2 separate regions of the Homo sapiens genome follow, and region 1 is linked to region 2. Evidence: read pairs that join two places in POLR2A ChIA-PET (ENCODE). Cell type or tissue: A673. All regions are shown on one strand. Region 1 has its middle 5.7 kb from the start of NCEH1. Region 2 overlaps ECT2 (epithelial cell transforming 2).

What was found. ChIA-PET counts read pairs that join two places held together with the same protein. Peaks named below come from ENCODE experiments on the same cell type or tissue, not always from the same donor. Only the 100,000 strongest peaks of a DNase experiment are listed, where the experiment ranks them.
Region 1: POLR2A ChIA-PET joins it to region 2 with 8 read pairs; 5 of 35 experiments call an interaction of 5 or more read pairs at or near these places.

The regions. Positions count from the first base shown.
Region 1 is chr3:172,714,761-172,718,760 of GRCh38, reverse strand. No RefSeq gene overlaps it. Among named protein-coding and RNA genes, the nearest start is that of NCEH1, 5.7 kb to the right of the region's middle. In A673, a CTCF peak has its summit at 1,073 (motif pointing right); no DNase peak of the experiment used is centred here.
Region 2 is chr3:172,776,907-172,780,906 of GRCh38, reverse strand. All of the region lies in intron 14 of ECT2 (epithelial cell transforming 2), which reads right to left. Among named protein-coding and RNA genes, the nearest start is that of ECT2, 28 kb to the right of the region's middle. In A673, no CTCF peak of the experiment used is centred here; no DNase peak of the experiment used is centred here; H3K27ac peaks cover 305 bases.

The DNA of each region.
Region 1 (4,000 bases), 62 kb after region 2:
CACTGCCTTCCCAGAAAACTCATGAATAATCCACTCCTTGTTTAGCATATAATCAAGAAATAACTCTAAGTGTACTTGGTCAAGCAGACCATGCCACTGCTGTGCCTATGGAGTAGCCATTCTTTTATTTCTTTGCTTTATTTTTTTTTTTGAGACAAAGTCTCGCTCTTGTCACCCAGGCTAGAGTGCAATGGCACAATCTTGGCTTACTGCAACCTCTGCCTCCCAGGTTCAAGTGATTCTCCTGCCTCTGCCTCCTGAGTAGCTGGAATTACAGGTGTCTGCCACCACACCTGGCTAATTTGTGTATTTTTAGTAGAGATGGGGTTTCACCATGTTGGGTAGGCTGGTCACAAACTCCTGACCTCAAGTGATCCGCCTATATGAGTGATGTCTTTCTAAGAGGAGAACAGATAGAAAGACCAACACACAGAGAAGACAGCCATGGGAAGACAGAGGCAGAGACTGGTGGCATTTACAAGCCCAGGAACACCAAGGATTGCCTGCAACCTCCGAAGCTAGGATGAGGCAAGGAAGAATCCTCCCTTAGAGCCCTCAGAGAGAGCATGTCCCTGTCAACACCTTGGCCCTGCCAACACCTAAAATCAAAGCCTTGATTTCAGCCTCCAGAACTTTAAGATAAATACCTGTCTGTTGTTTTAAGCCACCAAGTCTGTGGTACTTTGTTACAGCAGTCATAGGAGACTAAACTAATCACTGAGGGCAAGATACAGGAAACTGGGAGATGAGGCACCAGGAGTGGTCCCTGCAATGTGTGTTTATGGTGGTACGAGGAGGCAATATGAGGCTCCAGTTCAGGAAGCAACACTGTGGTTTTCCTGGAGTTGCCATGAGCCAACTCCAGGAAAAATTCAGCCTGGTCCAGGCTGGTCCAGGATGAATTTTTTATAAACTCATAAATCTTTGGGGCGATGATTTAACAGGGTGGTTTCAAAAAAGAGAGAGAATATTCCTTTTATTCTTTGAACACAACCCTAGATTTTCGCTGTTAAGTGAATATAATACCGTTTTGGTTGGCAAGATGAAGTATGAGCTTCAAACCATAACCAGTAGAGGGCATTATGCAAAACAGGCAGACACATAAAGGAAGTCATTGACAAGCCATTTTTTGAAACATATCATGTAGTGATTTAGACCTTAATTAAATGTTAACATTGCATTTAGACCAGAGAATGCTGCTGAATACAATGCTGAGTAAACTAAAAACAGTTTAAAGACCTTTATTACTTTGTATCAGTCTTTTTATTTTATACTTACATAGTTTGTATTAATGGCTTGATGCTTTGTTTCAGGGTTTGATATATCATGTGTCCCTGGTAATATACTTGTATCATATACTTTGTATTATATAGTTTGTATAAGTGGTTTAATATGTTATGATGCTTGGGTTACCCATCTTGGCTGTTCCCAAGTACAGCCCTGACACCTCCTGTAAGGGTCCAGCCTCTAAATCCAGTGGCCTGCTGGACATCTTCATCAGGATGCTTTACCTGGAGCACATCATATGACTGAACTCATTTTTTTTTTTTTGAGATGGAGTCTCGCTCTGTTGCCAGGCTGGAATGCAGTGGCACAATCTCGGCTCACCGCAACCTCCGCCTCCCAGGTTCAAGTGATTCTCCTGCCTCAGCCTCCGGAGCAACTGGGATTACAGGCATGCACCACCACACCCAGCTAATTTTTGTATTTTTAGGAGAGACGGGGTTTCACCATGTTGGCCAGGCTGGTCTTAATCTCCTGACCTCGTGATCCACCCACCTCGGCTTCCCAAAGTGCTGGGATTACAGGCGTTGAGCCACTGTGCCTGGCCTCAACTCATTATTTTATCCCCAGACCTGCTTTGCCTCTGGTATTTCTTATGCCAGTTAATGACATTGCCCAAACCAGAAACTTTGAAGTCATTGCTGGCTCCATCCTCTCCCTCTCCCTTTCAAGAATCCAATTAGGAAATTCCACCAATTTAACTTCTCAATGATTTCCTTGCCTTTCAGTATTCACCACTATTCCGTGCCTCTAGTTCAGACAGACCCCTCTCTGACCACTTCCTCTTGGCCTCTTGTCAACTTCTCCTTCTTCTTCTCCTAAACAGTAAATGCCAACACCCTTTGGCCTGCTTTTCTTCTGCCCAACCCTAGACCCTTCCCCATCACGCGGGCGCGGACACACACACACACACACACACACACACACACAGCTTCTGTCTCATTCATTGTCATGGCTTCAGTTACAGGATGAAGATTCACATTTACATCTCCAGCTTGTGTCTGGGAGCCTACGTACTGTCTCTACTTAAATGTTTTATAGATACCTCAAACCTAACTCTTCCAAACTAAATTTATCATTTCCCCTTAAATCTTTTACCCTTTACCATTCTTTATCTCTGAAAAGGCAACACCATTCTCCCATCTGCTTCAGCGAGTGACCCGGAAATTCATCTTGACTCCTTTATTCTCCCTTTACAAGTCTTCTTGATTCTACCTCTCAGGTATCTTTTGACTCTTCATTCTCATTTTCATCACCTGATACAAGTTTATGCTAATACCATCTCTATCTTGCACACCTTAAAAGCAACATCCTTGACCAGGTGCAGTGGCTCATGCCTGTAATCCTAGCACTTTGGGAGGCTGAGGTGGTTGGATTGCCTGAGCTCAGGAGTTCAAGACCAGCCTGGGCAACACAGTAAAACCCCATCTCTACTAAAATACAGCAATGACAAAATTAGCCAGGCATGGCAGCGTGCACCTGTAGTCCTAGCTACTTGGGAGGCTGAGGCAGGAGAATTGCTTGAACCTGGGAGGCAGAGGTTGCAGTGAGCCGAGATCACGCCACTGCACTCCAATCTGGATGACAGAGTGAGACTCCATCTCCAAAAAAAACCAAAAAGCAAAACAAAAACAAACAAACAAAAAAACAACATCCTCCCAACTACTTCATCTGTTCTCTCCCCACACACATACCCTGTACATCGCTACCGGAGCGATCTCATGCAAACCCTTCAGTGTCTCTCCACTGCCTAAAGGATAATGTTCAAACTCTTCAGTGACATAACACACTCGTAGCAGGCCCTCATTGTGTGATCCCTAACTCTTCAGGTTATACTCTCATTACACTCCACCTCCCTGCATCTGATGCTCCAGAAATATTGAACTATGTGTAGTTCTCTGCTCCCATCACACTTCAGAACTCCCATATAATCTCTTCTTTCTGCTTGGGATGGTCTCACTTATTGTCTGCCTGTACACACACTCCTTTTCAGCCTGCAGAACTTGCTCAGTCATCGCCATTTTTGAGTATTTCTTATTCCTCATTTTTCTGGAACAGAATTTTGACTTCTTCTGTGTTACATTTCTGAGCTGTGTACATATTTGAAACTATCTACTTATCTGACTTTCTCTCTAACTAGAACACTTTTTCACAAGGAAAGGAACTATATTTTCATCACGACAGCATCTACCACAGTGCCTTACAGATAGCAAAACTCAATAAATGTTGAACTAAAGTTCTGCTTGTCGTGGATGAAGAAAACCACTTCACATGGTGTAATAGATGGAATTTTGGGAAAATTATTTCAAGTGATAAAAATAAAGATTTTGTTAAGCAATGATATTGCTATGTCATATATTTAGATGTTAATAAAAATTAATCTAAGACAATTCCATAAAAACGGAAAAGTCAATTTCTGCACTCAAACTACACCTTATTGCCTTAGAAACAGAGTATTTTGACTCTTGTTATCATCGTTCATAATTTATGAGTATGTCTTATCTCCCCTATCTCTAAAATATACCCAAAATCTGTCCCCTTGATTCCATTGCTAAACTAAACTGCAGCTCCGGGCCACCATCATATCTCATCTGGACTACTGCAAAAGCCACCTGACAGGTCTTCTCCACATGGCAGCTGTAGTGCTCCTTTTTAAATATATGAATAGATCAGATCATGTCACTTTCCTGTTACAAAACCTCCAATTGCTTCCCAT
Region 2 (4,000 bases):
AACTCAAGAAGACAATCCAATCAAAAAACAGGCAACAGACAGTAGCCATTTCACCAAAAATAATATACAAATGGCCAATAACCATGTGAAAAGACACTTATCATTAATCATCAGGGAAATACAATTAAAGCCACAAGAGATGTCTCCTCACCCACTAGGATGGTTATAATTTAAGAAAAAAAAAGATAAGTGTTTTTAAAGAATGTGGAGAAATTGGAACTCTCATTCATTACTGGTGAAAATAACAACTGATGGGTCTGAGCTTCTCAGGAGGCTGACGTGGGAGGACCACTTGAGACCAGAGTTTGAGGCCGGCCTGGGTAATCTGGCATGACCACATCTCTAAATAAATTAACTAATTAACTTTAAAATAATGGGAAAACCCTGGCATTTTCTTAAAATTTTTAAATACAAAACTACCATATAGCTCATCAATGCTACTCCTAGGTATCTACTCAAGAGAAATGAAAACATGTCCACATGGATCTGCACACCACACTCTCACAGCAGCATTATTCATAATAGCCAAAAATGGAAACAATCTAAATGTCTATCAACTGGTGAACAGACAATTTAAAGTTAGTATAGCCATATAATGGAATATTATTTGACCAGAAAAAAAGAACTTCTAACACGCTACATTTAGATGAACTAAAAATCACATGCTAAGAGGAAACCATATATAAAAGACCACATACTATATAAACATATTTACAATACTATATAGTGTATCAAATAGTATATCTATATGCTATGTATATATACATAGTATCAATGTATAACATATTAAATATATAAAATGTCCAGAAAAGGCAAAATCATAGATACAGAAAGTACATTAGTGGTTGCCTATGGCTGGGTGTAGAAATAAAGATTAATTTTAAGTAGACATCTTATTTGGGGTGGGTAGTGAAAATCTCCTAGAGTGGATTTATAGTGATGGTTGTACCACTTGGTTAAGTTATTAAAATAACTGAATTGTATCATATTTTCTTTCTTTTTTTTTTTTTTGAGACAGGGTCTCACTCTTTTGCTCAGGCTGGAGTGCAGTGGCACAACTCACTGTAGCCTCAACCACCCAAGCTCAAGCAATCCTCCCACCTAAGCTTCCCAAGTAGCTGGGACTACTGGCATGTGCCACCACAGCCAGCTGTTTTATTTTTTGCAAAAATGGGTTCTCACTATGTTGACCAGGCTGGTCTCAAACTCCTAGATTCAAGCGATATTCCTGCCTCAGCCTTCCAAAGTGCTGGGATTACAGGCAGGAGCCACCAGGCCTGGCCTGAATTGTGTTATTTTAAATAGGTGAATTTAAAAACACGTAAGATGTACCTCAGTAAAGCTGTTAAAAAATAATACATGTTAAATAATATTTTAAAATTTTGAATACAGCAACTACCAATATATAAAATCCACATAGGTAAAACTTCTTCAATCTTTAAGAATGAAAAGGGATCCTGAAGACAAAAAATTTAAGAATTACAGTAAAGTTCAAAAGCGAGAAAAACTACTTTCAATAGCATAAAAGTAAACTCAAAGCAAGAATATTTTAACAGCCCACACACATCAAGAACTGGGAAGATTGAACTGTTCAGAAATGCACTTGAAAGAAAAAAAAGAAAGAAAAATATTATAAATAAGTCTAATCTTGGGGCAATATAATGCAGTGAATTCTGGCACTGACTACTGAGGTTTAAATACTGGCTCTTGGGCTTGTTACTTCTGTGCCCTTGGACAAGTTATTTAAGCTATATGTTCCTCAATTTCCTATTCTGAAAAATAAGGAATGTAATTATTCCTACATCATAGAGGATTTTATGAGCATAACTATCTGTTAGGGATTCCTCTAAATGCTTTACAAGTATTAATTCATAAACCTGTAAAATAAATACTTACATAAGAACATTGCTCTAAGAAAGCAAAATCATCTTTAGGCACTCTGAAATATAGTCTGCTCTGTTTCTGGTTAACTTTTAATTCCTAATGCTTGTTGAATAAAGATTGCTGTCTTAGGCCGGGTGCCGTGGCTCATGCCTGTAATCCCAGCACTTTGGGAGGCCGAGGCGGGCAGATCACAAGGTCAGGAGTTCGAGACTAGCCTGGCCAGCATGATGAAACTCCGTCTCTACTAAAAATACAAAAAACTAGCCAGGCATGGTGGCGCGTGCCTGTAGTCCCAGCTACTCAGGAGGCTAGGGCAGGAGAATTGCTTGAACCCGGCAGGTGGAGGTTGCAGTGAGCTGAGATTGTGCAATTGCACTCCAGCCTGGGCGACAGAGCGAGACTCCATCTCAAAAAAAAAAAAAAAAAAAAAAAAAGATAGCTAATAGCTCAGGAACTAAGTAATAAAGAAACTAAGGCTTAGAGAGATTAAGTAACTTTCCTCAAATCACACAGCTGTGAACCAGTATTGAAACTCAGTATTGTCTGACTCAGATTCCATGTTATTCCACAGTTCCTCCCCATTAGAAAGGGGGACTCAGTTTGGCAGGCGAGTCCCCAGTAGCTTTATTCATAATACCACTACTTCTTACAACATTTCTGAGGGAAAATGCCCGATACAATTTAGGACAGAGACTGAGATGTATTTCCTCCTCCTTGTCTATAATACATCAGAAATTCTCATAGGATTCTCTTAACTTTTCCTCTAAAAGAACGGACAATTCTACAGTTCTGAGACAGAGCAGATTCCAAAGCCTGGGCAAGAATATTAGATAAGTGGGGAAGTCATAAACAGATGGGGCTTAAGAAAGCTAAGCTACTTACTTCTTTTCTTCCTTGTTAAGATTTATTCTGCACTGTTAAGTAGGTAGAAACAGCGCAGAATTAATCTTAACCAGGGTTTCTCTTTTGCTGAGCTCATTGCACAGTAAGCCAACATACATGGGTTCCTGAAACAAGTACACAATTCTTTTGAGGCTTACGCTAAAATAACAACAGATATATATAAAAAGAAAAAGAACTCCTATCAATCTCTGTCTCTTGTTTCATCATAGTTGCATAGTTTTGAGACAGGGTCTCACTCTGTTGCTCAGGCTGGAGTGTAGTGGCATGATCTTGACTCACTGCAACCTCTGCCTCCTGGGTTCAAGCGATCCTAACACCTCAGCCTCCCGAAGAGTTGGAACTACAGGCATGCGCCACCACACCCAGCTAATTTTTGCATTTTTTGTAGCGATGGGGTTTTGCCTTGTTGCCCAGGCTGGTCTCAAACTCCTGGGCTCAGGCAATCCACTTGCCTCGGCCTCCCAAAGTGCAGAAATTACAGACATCAGCCACTGTGCCAAGCTAAGAGCAGAAAATTGTACATCAAGGATTAATGATGTTTAATCTTGAAAAAGAAAAATTCATACTGAGGAAAAGAGAGAGATGTATATAACAACCTCAAAAATTTTCATCTTACTCAAAACATCAGCTCACTAGACCTTGGAAGCAAAGTAAGGATGAGGCTTCTAAAGTTGTATACATAATACCTAGATAAGAAAATACAGTGAGTGCTAGTCTTAATTTTGAAAGTTAAAGGTAACACAACCATCATTTAGTAAACATTTACCGAAAGTAATCTAAATGCTAGACAGTGGGTGTAAACACAATGGGTAAAAAAAAGTTTTAACACTACAAAAAACTTAAGATTAGTTTGCCCAACTTCATGAGTCAGTTATTATTATCCCCATTTTATAAACAGGAAAACTGAAGCACTTAAAGTCACCTGACTTCAAACTCAATCAAATCTGCTTTGTTCAGGCCAAGCACAGTGGTGTAATCTAAGCACTGTGAGAGGCAGAGGCAGGCAGATTACCTGAGGTCAGGAGTTTGAGACCTGCCTGGCCAATGTGGTGAAACCCCACCTCCACTAAAAATACAAAAATTAGCCAGGTGTGGTGGCGCACACCTGTCCCAGCTACTAGGGAGGCTAAGGCAGGAGAATCATTTGAACCTGGGAGATGGAGGTTGCAGTGAGCCAAGACTGCACCACTGCACTCCAGCCTGAGCAACAGAG